Regions from separate parts of the Mus musculus genome. Here region 2 is linked to region 1. A link is a contact called in ENCODE Hi-C or POLR2A ChIA-PET data. All regions are on one chromosome and are shown on one strand. The core of a region is the stretch at or near the end of the contact, and the rest is flanking DNA. Distances in the headings are between cores, read along the strand shown. Region 1 holds the start of Fam98a (family with sequence similarity 98, member A). Region 2 overlaps Crim1 (cysteine rich transmembrane BMP regulator 1 (chordin like)).

The links. A loop is a pair of places that touch in the nucleus more often than their neighbours do. ChIA-PET counts read pairs that join two places held with the same protein, here RNA polymerase II (POLR2A).
Region 2: a loop to region 1 is called in a map of T-helper 2 cell, with 5 times the contacts of the local background. The contact joins the enhancer-like site here to the promoter of Fam98a in region 1. A Hi-C loop is called at or near these places in 1 of 37 maps with a recorded cell type or tissue (T-helper 2 cell). POLR2A ChIA-PET finds 5 or more read pairs at or near these places in 1 of 5 experiments (Patski).

What each region holds. Positions count from the first base shown.
Region 1 is chr17:75,547,316-75,555,189 of GRCm38, forward strand. Fam98a (family with sequence similarity 98, member A) reads right to left here and starts at 4,631. Exons shown (of 8, transcript NM_133747.2): 1 at 4,426-4,631; 2 at 296-444. The coding sequence starts at 4,478.
Region 2 is chr17:78,357,948-78,365,821 of GRCm38, forward strand. All of the region lies in intron 13 of Crim1 (cysteine rich transmembrane BMP regulator 1 (chordin like)), which reads left to right. Among named protein-coding and RNA genes, the nearest start is that of Gm52306, 27 kb to the left of the region's middle. Within about 2 kb of position 4,549, at least 1 of the 3 ENCODE cell types and tissues checked has a DNase peak (open chromatin) inside an H3K27ac peak, as active enhancers do.

The DNA of each region.
Region 1 (7,874 bases), core at 3,381-5,880:
AATATGGCAAGCACATATATTTCATATGTGTACTCTGTATTTTTCTCTGTCTCAGTACAAAGATCTTTTCAGCCTCTGTATATATTTTATTGTTGGAGCCTTATATTTAGAATTACTTTATCCTTGAAAACAACATCATCAAAATCACTGTGTGTGCGCGTCTGCATGTGCGATGGGGAACACAGGGTTTGACATGTTTCTTTCCAGTTACAAAACTTAAAATGTTAGCTTTAATTTTAATAATGTTTAGTTCACAATGCCCCAATTTCATTTTAAAAAGTGAAAATTTACTCACTGTTAGTTGCCTGCACATTTTCTTCTAGTTTACAAAGGACTCTTAATTCAGACACCAGCCAAGCGCAGAGTTTGGTAAACTCCGGGGAAGCGGCTCCAGCGGAGACTGCCTGCAACAGTGCACCATCGTCCAACAATGGGCCCTTGTAACTGGTGAGGAAGAAAGTAAATTTCAGAGGGAAATCAACGTGCGGTGTGTTGCAAGTAAGACACATCTATGCGTTGCTTATGTAAAGAAACCACATGCATGTGGCACATATATGCACATACAGGCAAATACTCATAGACATAAACATTTTTTTAAAAGTATTTTAAATGAAGAAAAAGTCAAGCTGGGCATGATGGAACAGGCCTGTTATCTCAGCCCTGGGGAAACAGAGAAGAACCTTTGCCCGGAGCCACAGTGACTTCCACATAGTGAGGTCCTTAAAAACAAAACAACAAAGGAACCAATCAAATGATCGCTGCAACTCAAGCCTTCGGAACACACGAGGGCTGGGGATGCAGCTCAGGTGGGAGAATGCTCGCCTCACACACATGGTTTAGATCCCAAGACTATAAATTGAGCAGAGTGGCATATGCTGGTAATCTTAGCTTTGGATAGGTGGAGGCCTGAGATCAATCAATCGCTCAAGGACATTTTTGGCTACGCAGAGTTCAGAGCCAGCCTAAGACACAGGAGACACTGTCTTAAAACAAGTGTCCCCTTCAAAACAAACAAACAAACAAACAAACAAAATAAAAGCCCTAAAAACCTCAACATAGAAACCCCACAATATCTATAAATGTAGTGAACACAGTCGACGTTTACACGCTCACTGAAAGCTCTTTTGCAGTTTACTTTCTTACCATTACCAATTAGATTTTATTTTTGGAGGTTTGCTTTAGGAACCTTTCCAAGTGATCATTTACTTTATAAATATGTCATTTTATGTCTTTTTACTTATTTTTCTTTTTAAGACAGGGTCTCATACTGCCCAGGCATAAGAATTTAAGAGTAATAATCAGAACTGGGTGTTCTGGCATATTCATATTAGCACCAACTACTCAAGAAACCGAAGCAGGGAAATCAAGAGTTTGAGGGCAGCCCAAGAAACTTAGCAAGGTCTATCTTAATGAAGCAAGCAAGCAAGCAAGCAAGCACTCTTCAATTATATATTGTTGTGCTTTTGAGATGGCTCTCAGCAGGTATAGGGTGCTTGCCACCAAGGCTTGATCACACTATACAAGAAAATCAACTGCAAACTGTCTCTGACTTCGACAAGTACATGGTGGCACAGACACACAAATAAACAAATAAATGTAATTTTTCTTTTAAGGACAAGAATCTATGAAGTCCTGGCTGTTTTGGAACTTACTATGTAGATCAGGCTGGTCTCAAACTCATGGAGATCTGCCTGCCTCTTCCCCCACTGGGATTAAAGACTTTGCTACTGTGCCCAGTGTAAAACAGACAAATAAAACCAAAGCAGCCAGTTAAGATTATATTCTTTTAAGTGAAATGTTAAATAAAAATATTATCATCAAGGACATACATTAAATATACTTAACATGGTATTCAGAGGCCTGGGTACTTTCAGATTCTTTTAAATATGCCTATATGTTTACATATGAAGTGGATGACAAAGAAATCTTCCACACTCACACAAAATTATACTGTCATCCTGGAACTAGATAAAAAAGGGATGGCCAGAGGGGAGGAACTGGAGAGATGGCTGAGCAAGCAAGAACACATGCTGCTCTTACAGAGGGCCTGGGTTCCGTTCCCAGCACCCACACTGGTCAGCTCACAACTTCATATAACTCTAGTTCTAGTGGATCTGGATCCTCCTTCTGGCCTCCTCACATATCCGGTATACACATGGTATATACTGACACACACACACACACACATACACACACACACACACACATATACACATAAAAACAAAACCCCCAACATAGTAGATAGTAGAGACATCTGAATAAAGGCCCAGGCTTAGAAAGTCCTCCTTGTGTTCCACATTCATTCAACAGCCAGCAGCTGCTACCTTCCTTCTTGTGCTAGGTTAGAGATAAAAGATAGCATTTACTGTTCTAGAGGCAGATAGATGCTGATGGATCTCAGAGATAGAGGCCAGCCTGGTCTACAGAGTGAGTTCCAGCACAGCCAGGGCTACACAGAGAAACCTGTCTTGAAAAAAAAGATAGTATTCAACTGTAATTTTTGAGCAAATTGTTTAAAAATACACAGCAATCAACTAATGGTGACTTTTAATAATATTTAAATGTAACCACACTAAGTTAAAATTAATTATAAACTTTCATTAAAAACTCTAGGGTTTATATTACAATGCAACCTAACTATTTACTTGAGGGCAATTGTTGCAGGGATAATTAGTTGTAGTAAGCCAGACAAGAAAACATCATTAGGATAAAGGAACAGTAATGGAAGCAAGCTCTTCCACTGCAGCCAGTCAGCTGATCTTCACCTGCACGGAATATCCCAGAACTCTTCTGGTTCTACTCCTGCAACACTACCTTTTCAAGGGAAGAGACCCTCCTCGGGGCTTTTCATTGTATGCTTCTCAGAGCTTCCACGTGAACTTATACCCTGAGGAAAACCCCACACTGGCACAGAGCAAGTGTCCCTTAAAAAATGTTTACTGGCCGGGTGTGGTGGCGCACACCTTTAATCCCAGCACTCGGGAGGCAGAGGCAGGCGGATTTCTGAGTTCGAGGCCAGCCTGGTCTACAGAGTGAGTTCCAGGACAGCCAGGACTATACAGAGAAACCTTGTCTCGAAAAACAAAACACACACACACACACACACACAAAAAAAATGTTTACTGAGTAAGCGAATCATCTTTAGACACCCGTTGAAAAGCACCCGTTCCACAGAATAAGGCTTACGTGTGGCCCATTGCAAGAACTAAGTTGGCCAAGTCTGGGCTATGCACAAAATGTGATTCAAAGAAATGACCACAGCGGCTGATGTTCACAGCGATGGTTAGTAAGCTTCCTTTATGGTCAGTACCTACTAGGACACCAAGCTAGTCACATGGGTTGCGCTTTGGCTACCTCAAAGGTGTCCTTCCCTAAAGAAAGGTGTCCCTTAAGAATTTCCATGGCATGGAAAAGCCTAAAGTTAAGCTTTGATTAAGGATTATAGTTAAAAATACAACAATCGGCAGGGCATGGGGGCTCACTCCTTTAATCATAGCTCTCAGGTGCCAGAGGCAGGAGGACCTCGGTGCGTCATTTCTTCTACGCTGATTTTATCCTGAAATAGTTATTCGCAGGCAAATACTTAATCATGCAGGGCTTTTTTTTTTTTTTTTTTTTTTTTTTTTTTTTTTTTTTTTTGCCTAAGAGCCTCTAGGTTCTCAAGTTTAAGCACCTTGATCTGGGTGACCAAACAAGATAAATAAGCCTTATTTCCAAATTCCTAAACACTGAAGACTATGACTGAGAGTCAAGATGCAAATATGCTGATTCTTGGTGGGTGAGGATGACCCTGGAATGCTGGAGTTCAGCGAGGCTGTGCTGGAGGTCTGAAGTCACTGACTGTCATTTCCAAAGCAGGTGGTTGAAAGGTTAGGTGCACAGCTGAGCGGGCTTGAGAGCAGCCGGCTGCATCGCCCAGACGTGCGCTTTGGGAAGCCTAGGTGCATGCAGAGATGACTGAGCAAAGATGATTTTTTTTTTTTTTTGAGAGAGAGAGAGACAGAGAAGTAGGGTGGGGGGTAGAAGCTCAAGAAAGAAGTAGGGAATCTTGGGGCCAAGTAGGAAAGCAGATACAACTTTGGCAAACCATAAAGTGGGGGTAGGGTGGGAGGACGGGAGGCAAGAAGAGAAAGCTTGGGGAGTGGGGGGGTGGTGAGAACCGGAGCCCAGACAATGACACGCATGACTGAGACACGCTGCGGGTAGCTGGGCTGTAGGGGAGCACCGGGGAGGACGAGGGCCGTCGGAGCCCAGTGGGCAGGGTAGGTGTGGACGTGGCACCGGGGGTCCCTGGGCCAGCAGCGGGAAGCTCCGGCGGGAGTCGGGTGCGGAGTGGCAAGGCAGGTGGCTCCGACCGGGCGCCCGAGGAGTTGCCGGGGCTCTAGCAGAGTGGACTTTCAGAAACTCATGCCCCCGCCGTCTTACCCTAGATCTTCCAACGACTCCAAGATGTCAGTCTCCATGAGGTCACACTCCATGCTACTGTGGTATTCAAATTTCCGAGTCGTCAGGCTGCCCTCTCGCCGGCAACGCGTACCCTAGCGCATGCGCTCCTTCCCCGGAACTTCCAAGTCGACAGCTGGCGCCTCAGTCCCCGTATTGCGCATGCCCCGAGCGTGCGCAAGCAGTTTGGTTCCGCCCACTGCCCCCACCTCACCGGCCGAGGAAAAAAAAATGGCCGGGTGTGCGCGTGCCCAGTATGGGGTAGTGAAGCTAGCTGCCCTAAGAAGGGCAGGAAGGCAGGTGGCGTGGCACCGAGGCTGGGAGACTCAGAGACTCAGCCAGGGGGCGCGGAGCTCTTGGAATGCGCATGTGCACAGCTTGGGGCGAGGCAGGCGCGGGAGGAGCAGAAGCAGGATCCAGCCTGGGATTGTAGAGTGACAGCTGTGGTATTGAAGATGCGTGTCCTCCTTTCACCTGCGAGTCACCACAGAAGGGCAAATTTGTGCGTTCCCAGCCACAGCCCAGGGCGGGGTTAGACGGGTCAAAAACAATGAAAGCCAGGAAAATGCCATTTGATTTTTCTTCAGTGTAGCCTCTGGAGTCCACGGTTAGAGAAGTGGCTTTCCTCAGTATGGATGCTTCAGAAAGTTTCTCCAGGGAAAGTTTTTTTTTTTTTTTTTGTCCCTGTCCTCTTGAGTCTGCCCCAGACACCACGCATTTTGTTTTAACGGGAAAGGGCATAACTCCATATCGAATACAATAGGGTATATTTGATTACATGCAGTTTAGACAATGGATCAACTTTTTGTCTCCGTTGACTTTTTTTTTTTTTTTTTTAATACAGGGTTTTATAGAGCCATGGATGGCCTGGAACTCACTATGCAGACCAGGCTGGCTGTGAACTCACAGAGCTCCACCTACCTTTGCCTTCCCAGTGCTGAGATTAAAGGCATCTGCTACCATGCTCAGTGTTGTCATTACTTTTGGCCACCCATGCTTGGGTGTAGCTTTCTATTATGAAAGAACTGTTGAATAAGGAGGAAATCGTTTTCAAAGAGATGATGTAGTTAGAAAATCATATTTATCTATGAATTGCCATGTTGTTATATTGTGTAGTCATTTGGTTTTAAACTTATTCTTACGTTTTATTTTGTAGTTTCCACTTTCATGTCTAATGGATAAGCATTCTCTGTCAGTAGTAATTCATGGTTTAGTTATTTATTTTGTGTAACATGGGTTGGGAGAAGGTTATGCACTAACTGTTCTAGTGACTATCCTCTTGACCCATGAGCGACCTGGCTTCTCCAAGAAAGCTCCCCTAAAGTTAAATATTCTTCAAGGTGTATTCATTGATTCTAATTTCCTGATTGGGAAAAGTTGCAAATCCAGAGCCAAGGTTCTGTCAGACTGTCATTAGTCCCCTTAAGAGCCCACCCTGGCCCATCCTGTGTGACCTAACCTCATTTTGGCTATCAGGTAAAACTTTTGGGATGTGTAAACATCCAAATTAGCTTCTGCCTACTCAAAGCCACAAGTGTCATCAGATAACAGCTAAGTTCTCTCCACATCACTGTAAACTTCTCACCTGCTGTCCCCACCAATATATCTGAAGAAATAATCCCTTGACTTATGAGTTGGTATTGTGTAACTATACAGACAGTGGAACCAGTTCTGTGTTGGCACATGTTATGTGGGGCAGTCTGAGTCTGTACCTGGGTCATGGTCACTCATATTTGGATCAAGAAAAAAAAGTATTTTGCATCAACATATTATTGTATAGGGTTATAATGCTGTATGAACATTGTTTGCATTATATAGATGAGCAACCTGAAGCACCGTGTCTTTCTGATCCTTAGCATTCGTAAACAATTAGTGCATTCTGAAACTTGAGTGTATTTGCATCCATACACTTACTTGATTGTTCAGACAAGGATTAAAAGCAGAATGGGAAAAGATAGGGAAATTAATTATCTGATTTTTTTATGCCTGTATATATTGTACATAATTTTAATAAAATGATTCTTTATCATGGAAATGTTGAATGTGCTAAAAACAGTAACAATGAAAGGTTGTTTTTTAATAGAAAAGGTTTTATTCCTAACTCAGACCCCCAGCCTTGTTACACAAGACTATTTTAAACGCTGACATTTAATTTTTAAGAAAATCAAGCAAAGTCAAAGGTTATCATTAGAAACATGATGTACTGTCAGTCACAGTTTCAAATGTTGCCATTTTTTTTAACTTTTGTAACTCAACAAAGGATTCCAGAAACAATCTGTGGTCTGGTTTTTATAAACACCTTTATGCAGACATGAGTATCCTACCTTATTAAGTATGAATTTTATAAACATATTACTCTAACAGTGTAGCTGAGGATTATTTCAGCATCCCTCAGCTTCTCCAAAAAAGATTTACAATAGTGTGGTAGAACTTGTACAGCTCTTTCCAGGATCACAACTCTGTGAGTTGCAGGTGTGTAAGCCCACTTATCTCCTTGTGTTTGCAGACTCTTCAGGTGATCTACTGTGTCAGAAATCTCCACTTCTGACTAGAGAGTCAGTCAATCAGTATAAACCCAAAGACTTTGTATCTGGCATCTTGACCAACCCAATGAGGACTCACAGAGCCCCACAGTGGCACACACTTCATTTCTGAACAGTAGACTAAAGGCTTCAAGCAGACAAATGCTGGTTCATGCCACGTCCAGGCTTGCTTTGGGTTGCACTTTTTGGAACTGAGCCTTTTTTTTTTTTTGGGCCACCTTGGTGCATATGAATCCCAGTTATAATGTAATGTAGCCATTCATGGTCTTGACCACCAGTCTTACTGAGCCAGGGAGAGAATGAGAAGTTCCTGTGGAGTTCAGACAGCTGATGATGTCAGCCAGGGACCCTGGCAAAGTACATTATGTTCATCACTGCTTTCTCTGAAGCTCCTGAATGTGCTCCTATGACCAAGCCCGCTCAGTCAGTCTACAGGTTCTCCAGTGCGGGAGTGAGGATTAAAACATAAAAAAGACAGACAACATTGTAGCGTGACCCCAGTCAATTCTGAGACTGAAGGCAATTTTTTATTTTCCAACCCACTTTTTATACAATTTTAATTACATGCAAGTATTTTGGGCAAGCAGTATATAAGGAACTACTAACAAAGCAGCAAGCCAAGTCCTGAGATTACTCCCATGACATTTTTTTGTTTGTTTGTTTTGGTTTTGGTTTTTCTGTTGCGGCCGCCAGCAGCTCGCAACATGAACAGTTAGACTGATATGGCTACTCGAGCTGTAAGAGAGGAATCTAGACGGGGCGAAAGAAGAAACGGAGCTAAGACAAATTCATTCTGATCAAAGCTCAAATTTTATTGTTGCGACACTAGTTATGAAGGAAGGGGGAGGGGACCCGATTCCCCCCCCCCCCCCACGAATAATCTTGGAT
Region 2 (7,874 bases), core at 3,299-5,798, 2.8 Mb after region 1:
AGTAGGATGTGTAATACAGACATAATTAATAGGATTGGTGATTAATTTTGAAAAGTGAGCAGCTTTGTCTAATTGCTTATAATACCCATCATTAGGGAATTCATCCTTCTACTTGAACGAAACTAAGTAGTAATTACCCAATCATTTTAATGGAGCATCTTAATTGATTTTTTTCTAATTTTTTTTTGTATTCTGCCTTCCTACACAAATACACAAGCCTTGGGTTTGATTTTCATAGGTTTCCTGACTATAAAAAGATGGCTTTGGAAGTGGTTTGAGTATGAATGGGGTAGAGAACCGTGGTCTGGGAATTCTGCTGCTGGACAGCAGGCATGACAGGTGGTTCCTTAGAACTGCCAGACTCCTCGTGATGACACACTTCACCAGAAGAGCCAGGCCACTGTAAAGCATCCTCAGTCTGCTCCCAGCTGCGTTCTGAGTGCCCATAGCCTTCCTTTCCAGGGGAAAGAGTCTTCTTGGATCCATGACTCCCTAGGGGAAAGCAAATGAATAAAGCCGTGGCTGGCACACCACCTACACCCACTATATCTGTGAGGATGTAGCCCCTGCCGACAGCTTTGACACGGGGGACACGAGTATTCCCATGGACCCTTTCTATGCCAGCGATTCAGTTTTTCCAGATTGGCTATTCCATGGAAAGAGTGATTATAAAGACTATTCTTAGTCTAACAGATGGGGTTAGTTCCCTGTCAGCTTTGTGAAGCAGGAAAGTCAGATGGGCTGCCACTAGGCTGGTCTAGGAGAACAGAACTAACATGCTGGCTGAGTCAGAAGTGTTAATCAGAATATTACCTTGAAAATTATGGCTTGGTAAGGAAGGATGCGTTTCTTTTTTTACCTGCAGGTTACTTTACTTGATATTTTAAGTCACATACTGAGAATGTCAGCTAGAAACCTATTTAAGACCTTCTTTTCTGTCTAGCATTAGTTATTTTTGGATCAGAGCTATTTGTTTATTCGATACATCAAACATAAACACATGTGGGTTATAACCTGAATATAAACAGTATTAAGATATTCTGATTATATGACTTTGAGTCATTTCAGAATGTCCTTACTGTGCATCTTTAAAGCTCTGTGAAAACGATGCTTCTTTCAGCAGGTCTCTCTTTTCCTGATGGGTGCCTCTGTCTGATTAGCCCATAGCCGTACTTTGTACTTGACGTGTGTTAGTCTGTACTGATATTTGAAGTGGCACTAACGCAAGACACCGAGCTGGCCTGGCCTGAGTCAGAGCTGTGGTTTCTGTCAGTGCACTGCAGTGCCATAATTGCATGGTAATCTTCAATGAATGGGTAGAGAAACAGCCCCCTAATAATGGTGGGGTTTGTGTTCTTCTATACCACACTGCTGTGCGAGTCTTCTTGTGCTCTGCTTTCTCTGTGTTTCAGGCTGACTGATGAAAATGCTATCCCCATATATATATATATATATATATATATATATATATATGGATAGCAAATGGGGATATATATGTATATATATATGCATATATGGGGATATATATATATATACATATACATATATACTACTTCTTGCATGCACATATATCCATCAGAATCAAATGTAATAACCATTTGCATCACCATCGTTAAAAATTTGTGAATTTAATGTTACGTGGTTTTTAAGTCATAATGTTTAGGGCACTAGAATTTAAGATTCCGATGTGTTTCCTTAAAATTAAAAGCTTGTGCACATTATAAGGAACTTGCCTTGGAGCCAGAGTTAAGCTTACAACTCTAAAAACACCCTGGCTCCGTGTCTTGGTGACAGGATACAATCCACCTCAGTTGCCTCCTGTAAAGGAAATCCTTGCTTCTCAATGGTAGTGTGTAAAGGAAGTGAAGCCATGTGGAGATGTAAGCCCAGTGTGCATGAACCCTGGCTCAGTGGTCCACGGCTCCTACTGTACAGACTGACTGCGGTCTGAACAGTGTTCACCTAATGACAAACACAGCACATCTCTGTGATGACCATCTGCAGGATGGGCATCCCTGTCCAAGTTCGAGGATGGGACCCTGACGTTGGGTTTCAGAAGCTAGTGTCACGTGAGGAGTTCACGAGCTACTTGTGTGGTATTCACTGTGACCCTGTGTGGAGGGCACGCTGTCCTAGGGAAGCCCCATGCCTCCCTTCGCCTCCTTTCATGGTTGCCAGTCACAGCGGGGGGGGGGCCCCAGACTGTCACCATCACTGTGAGAACGAGTATTAAAATTGCTTAAGCGAAAAGAAGGGAACAAGAGGTGATGGAAAGGCAGCAGAAGCAGAATGGGCCCTGCGTATTGTTTAGAGGGTGCGCAGAGGAAAACATTCCGGTTGTCATCTACTGTACTAACTTTGGAACTGGTCTAAAGTTACCGCACCAAAAATAAACAGTGTTTGATTTCAGTTTGCTCGGGTCCTGCCCTGCACACTAGAAACATCTCCGTCTGCGTCTTCCATGCACAGTTTTTGTTTCTCCCTTTAGCATCCTTTTCAACATTGTGAACAGAGATTCTTATGTTTGCAGTTGACTCAGGGAGGACCGCTGGGACATAGCATCTGTCTGAACCCCTTGCCAAAGGATGGCTTCATATTAAAGAGGAAGGCTGAGGGCTGGAGGCTGGCACTGGGGTCTCAGAGCGCAGCAGCATCTGCCCTTTCCTGTTTATTTCTGTACAAGAGACCAAACCTGATTTTTCTACCTGCCAGTGATAAGGGGTGGGTGGAGACTTTTTCCCAGAAGGAGCCACTTGGTAAGGCCCCCTGGACGATGCTGGCAGAGAATGGCTCACAGTATGAAACATCTCCTGTAAGGGTAGAGAGTAGGACATCCTGCTAGTTAGATTTTTCTAACAAGATGCAATACTCTGACATCCTAAAGAAAGCTGTATGTCTTTTTCTTCCTTTTTGGAGCTACTTTGATCTTGCATCGTTTCTGCCTGCCATTTAGAATATGTTTATTCATTTCCAAAATTACTTTGTTGTATAATCTCCATGCGCACTCAGACATACACACACACACACACACACACACCTTACTGTGAAATAGTAGGCATAGCTATAAAACAACACTTCATTTAAAGTTAAAATGAACAACTTCTTTGAACTTAATCATTGAAGTGCCCAACCAACACACAGTAGATAATAGAACAAGAATTACATTCTCTGAGAAATCGTGTCCTCTTTGCATGCAATAGGGATCACCCAAAAGTCACTGCCAACCAGCTGGTCAGACTTCTGCTCGTGGAACTCGGGAACATGTATAATTCTTCTGTTGATTTGAAGCAACCATTTTATTGCACTATGCTGAAGAAACTGGAAGTCTCTTTTGATCTTTATAATAGAGTTAGACTTCACATCCGGAGAAATAGATGAACTGAAATAGAACTGGGTTTTGAAGAAAGGACTTTGATGGCCACTGGCTTATGGCAGCCATACTACATGATAATGTCTGTCTCTTTTTTTATATGAAAATCATTAAGATTGGCTGGTTTTCCTCATTGAAATTGATCAGGACTTGCATGCACACAAGTCCACTTGAGCTCCCTCTTCACGCTCTTGGAGTCTGCTCTGTCCCTTTAGCCAGAGTGCTCAGAGCCTGCACCTACTGACCTGTTGGTTGTTTACTTAAATTCTAGCTTCTTAAAGTTTCTTTTTAAGTCTTTCCTTTACATTTAAAAAAGGGGGGGGGATAATTACGTTAGTTTCTCAAGTGGGCTGCTCACATTGTATGTGTGACAAACATGACACTCCAAACATGACACTCATTTGCCCAACTGAAGTTGATAAAGAAAAATTATAGTACAGGCCAGGGATATTTAGTGTCTTTATCAGAAAGTGTGCCTTACTCCTTTCTGGGTTAGGAAGAGGAATTGTAATGCATTATGGGAAGTGTACACTGATATTGCCTGTACCCATGTAAAGAGCCAGTTGTGGCAGCATACATCTGTAACCCTAGCAGTGAAAGAGGAGAGACACAGACAGACCCTCGAGCTTGCTAGCCAGCAAGTCTGGCAGTTCTATGTTCAGTAAGAGAAACCACAGCAAAATATAAGTTGGGGACACACATGCACACAGTGCACACACACACACATGTGCATACACAGACAAATGCTAAGCTACATACACACACTTCAAATTTCAAGCTTAGTCCCCACCCTGAAGTGAGCCAGTCCTTTGGCACACCCACTAAATGTAAGCCTCCATGTTGCTCTGAACGCATGTCCCAGAGGAAATAGGCCCTGTTGGCGAATGAAGCCAAGAGTTAAGAACAATACTGTGAGTGTGTGTGCCAGCATTTCAATACCTATGGAAGGAAAAGTGGTCCCAGAGTAGTACTGTGCTGAACTGATATAAACGGGGATTTCTTAAAGCCACAACACCTTTTAGCTTCCTGGCTACCAGGATCCCAGAGTAAATTACTTTCCTGGACTCTGTAGTGTAGCAGGAGATTTAAAAGAACTGATGCAATTTCTAAAGCCGCCTGGCTTCCTCTCAGGAAGTGACTCCCACACCATGACCACCACAACAGAATTAGAACCCAAAGTGTCCGTCCGAGAAGGTTGCCTCTGAGGCAGAAACCGAAACTGGAACGCAGGTGACAGTGGGTTTGGGGTTCTGTATCCTTCCGTGGAGGAAACAGGAAGCAGCCCGGAGACACTTCCTCTGCAGAGGCTCATATGTACAGCACTCCTCGGAGTCAGCGGGCCTCTGGGTCCATATGAGTGACTCCTGGGACTGTAGGTTGAATCCAGAAAGAGGCAAAAGGCACTGTGGCTGCCAAAGCCATTGGCGAACTTTATTTTGTAATTAGAACAGCTCAAGTAGTAAAAGCCGGCTCCAAGGGTCACAGCTTGTTAAGCTTTTATTCTTATCTTGAAAAGACAGGAGATGGTCAAGTTTAGACAGTTGAATTCAGCCTAGCTGGCATAAACATGGAAGGCTTGAACAGTTGTCACCTTTTTTATAACCAGAATCCAGGACAGACAGAGGGGAAACCACACTGAGTGCTGCTCCAGAAAGGGCACTGGATATTTGTTACGTGCTCCTGGGCTGTACAAGATACTGTTGCTTGAATTTGCATACAGAGGGGAGAGAGAGAGAGAGAGAGAGAGAGAGAGAGAGAGAGAGAGATTCTGTGACTTAAACAGCCTCTGTCATGTAACCATTGTGGCAAACCTATCCCCACCATAAGATAGCCCACCATGTTCACCATATTGACAGTGTCCAAAAAACAAAACAATTACCTGAAAGAGGCCATTTCAGATTGAATCTGATAAGGTCAGACAAGGGGCCCCTGATGAGGAAGTAAAATGCCATAGCTTATCAAATCAAGGTATAACCATTGAAATAGTGACTGTCTCGCCTGAATATTTAAAGCATTGGCCCCTGATGCCATTGCCAGTGGAAAAGCCCAGAGCTGTCTGATGCTAAGGCAGTGTCTTCCGGATCGTGCTCATGGGATGTTTAATCCCTAGTGTATTGGTTTTAAAAGGAAATGTTTTTTTTTGTATCGGTGCTGTCCCTGATGTTTTCCTTGGAACGTTCTCCTGTCGTCATTCTGTTGGTAGGCAAGAAGGCATGTGTGGGTTGGAGAACCATGCCCGCGCTGGTTCCTGTCCCACCCCGACTTCCTGTCCTCAGCTTAGATGAGTGACTTGACTTCCACGGGCCTCGATTTTCTGTAGGATTGAAACAATCACTGTGTCCACTGAGCTGTGGAGATCAAATGGAACTGACTGACTCATGTGAAATACTCATCTTGGTGCCTGGCACATAGCAGTCATCCAGTAAGTGGAAGTTACAAATAATCCAAGCAAGGTATTGAATAGCCGAAGCACATGATGTCATTGTGTGCATAAGCAGAGCAATGCGGTGGCATTTGGGAAGAAACAGATAGCGTGTACACCCAGTAGTTACATTGAAACTCGGTCCCTAGGTCTGCATTCCTCACCAGGCTAGGTGCTTTGAGTGGCTTTTTCGTAATCTCACTTAGGCTAAGTACAAGAAAACTTCAGTGACTCGTAATTCATTACAAACACCTTCAAGTTGCATAGACTCGCCCCTGTTTTTCCATTCTGAAGGTTTCTTAAACCTGTGGTCCATCTAGCAACCAACATCTGCTCTATACTGTGTCAGCCTCTACCGAAGTCACTAACTTCTCAAGAGAAACCGAGTAAAAAGCAAAAATATTTCTAGGAAGACTCATTAACCAAAATCTATCTTACTATTTCCTGGGCCAGATGGCACCTGCCCTGGTAAATTGGGACTGTCTTGAAAGCAAGAGTCACATCTGCTTGCTTCACATGAAAATTCACTATTAGCACAGTATGGCTTGGTTCTTAATACCCTATTTAGAGAAACATATTTCGTTGCAATGAAAGGTTTTGGTACTTTGGTTCAGGTAGACTTCTCAAGCAAGACCAGGAATGGTGTCTTTGACATGGGGCTCAACTAAGAGTCTTGAGTCAGGCTCTCTGCACACCCTGCCATACACTAATTCTGACCCACCTCAAGTCCAGCACCAGCTTAGCTTTTGCTGGGCACTGAGTGTATGGGGTGGCCTCAGAGTTTCTGAAGGAAGCCAGTGCACATCGGAGCCAACACAAGAAGTGTCTGCCTGCCGGCTGGCATCTGCTATGCCCTAAACATCTTCACACACAGTTTTTCAAATCTGATCTCAAATCTGAATGAAGTCATTTGCAGATGAACTGAAGCTGAACGTGACTTGCTTTTAGGGTCTTCAGGGATGAGTAGAGTTTCAGGGGAACCATGATAAACAACTGGTCTGGTAGCAGTCAGCTCACATGTGTGGGCAGTTCCCCAGGGGCTGCACATTCCTTAGCGGGTCAGAAACTCTGACTCTGTCTCTGAGGGACTGCGAGCCCGGGTCTCTCCGTGGGTTGCTAGCATAATGGGTTCCACTATTTGGGTGACAAAGCGCACGAGACTTTAGTTTCTTCACCTATTCTGTGGCCCAAAGTCCCCTGCCCGAGCCCATCGCCTTCTAAGTATTCAGAGTGCTCGTTCTTTCTCTGGTATCATTTTGTAACTGTCCTTCTGGACTCCACTGTGGTCTCGTCCAGCTGCTGAATGAGCACTGGGTGACGCTGTCGTTCAACAGTGGATCGTTGTCGCTGCCTGCACTTTCCTTAGTCTGTTGATTTTGTCCTTCTGAGTGGGGGAGTGCCCCTCGGAGCACCACTCTTGAGTATGAGTGTCGTCCTCCCATATGCTCCTGTGTGTGCGCGGCAGCCTAAGTGTATGGGAGAGGGAGAGTGTCGAGGGTTCTGTTTCTGAGAGTTTACAGATCCATCCCGGGGGTGAGGAAGATCCACGGGAGTATCAGAGACTCCTTGCTAAAGCCTGACCTGAGCCCCTCGGAAGTCCACTAACTGTTCACTACTTAAAGCAGGAGGGTGATTCCTTATGCTCCACCTTCCCATCTGTATCCCAATTGCTATTTCATAGAACACCCCCCCCCCGCAAGCCTCACCCTTCCTTTCTGCCTAAACCCCCTTGGACACTATACCCCTGCTGCCTTGGCTCGTGAGGGCTTCCATGTAGGCGGATTTCAGTTTCCTTCTGAAGTAAACTAAGAGGGCCCGTCGCCATCTGCATAGGAAGGATCTAAAGGTCTCCGCTGACATTCAGAATCCTTAGTTATCCGTTCCAGAGGTTATCTCCAATGGATGCGGGCACACGCACCAGACACCCTGATACGCCTCCCTTTCCTTCTGAGGTACATTCCCTTAGCTGCTAAACGTCCTCTTTACTGCTTACAGGACAGGCCGAGTGTGCAGTCCTGGGAGAATTCTCTCTTACCCAGCAGACCTGTCTTCTGCCCTCCATACTGTCCGCCTGTGTTTACT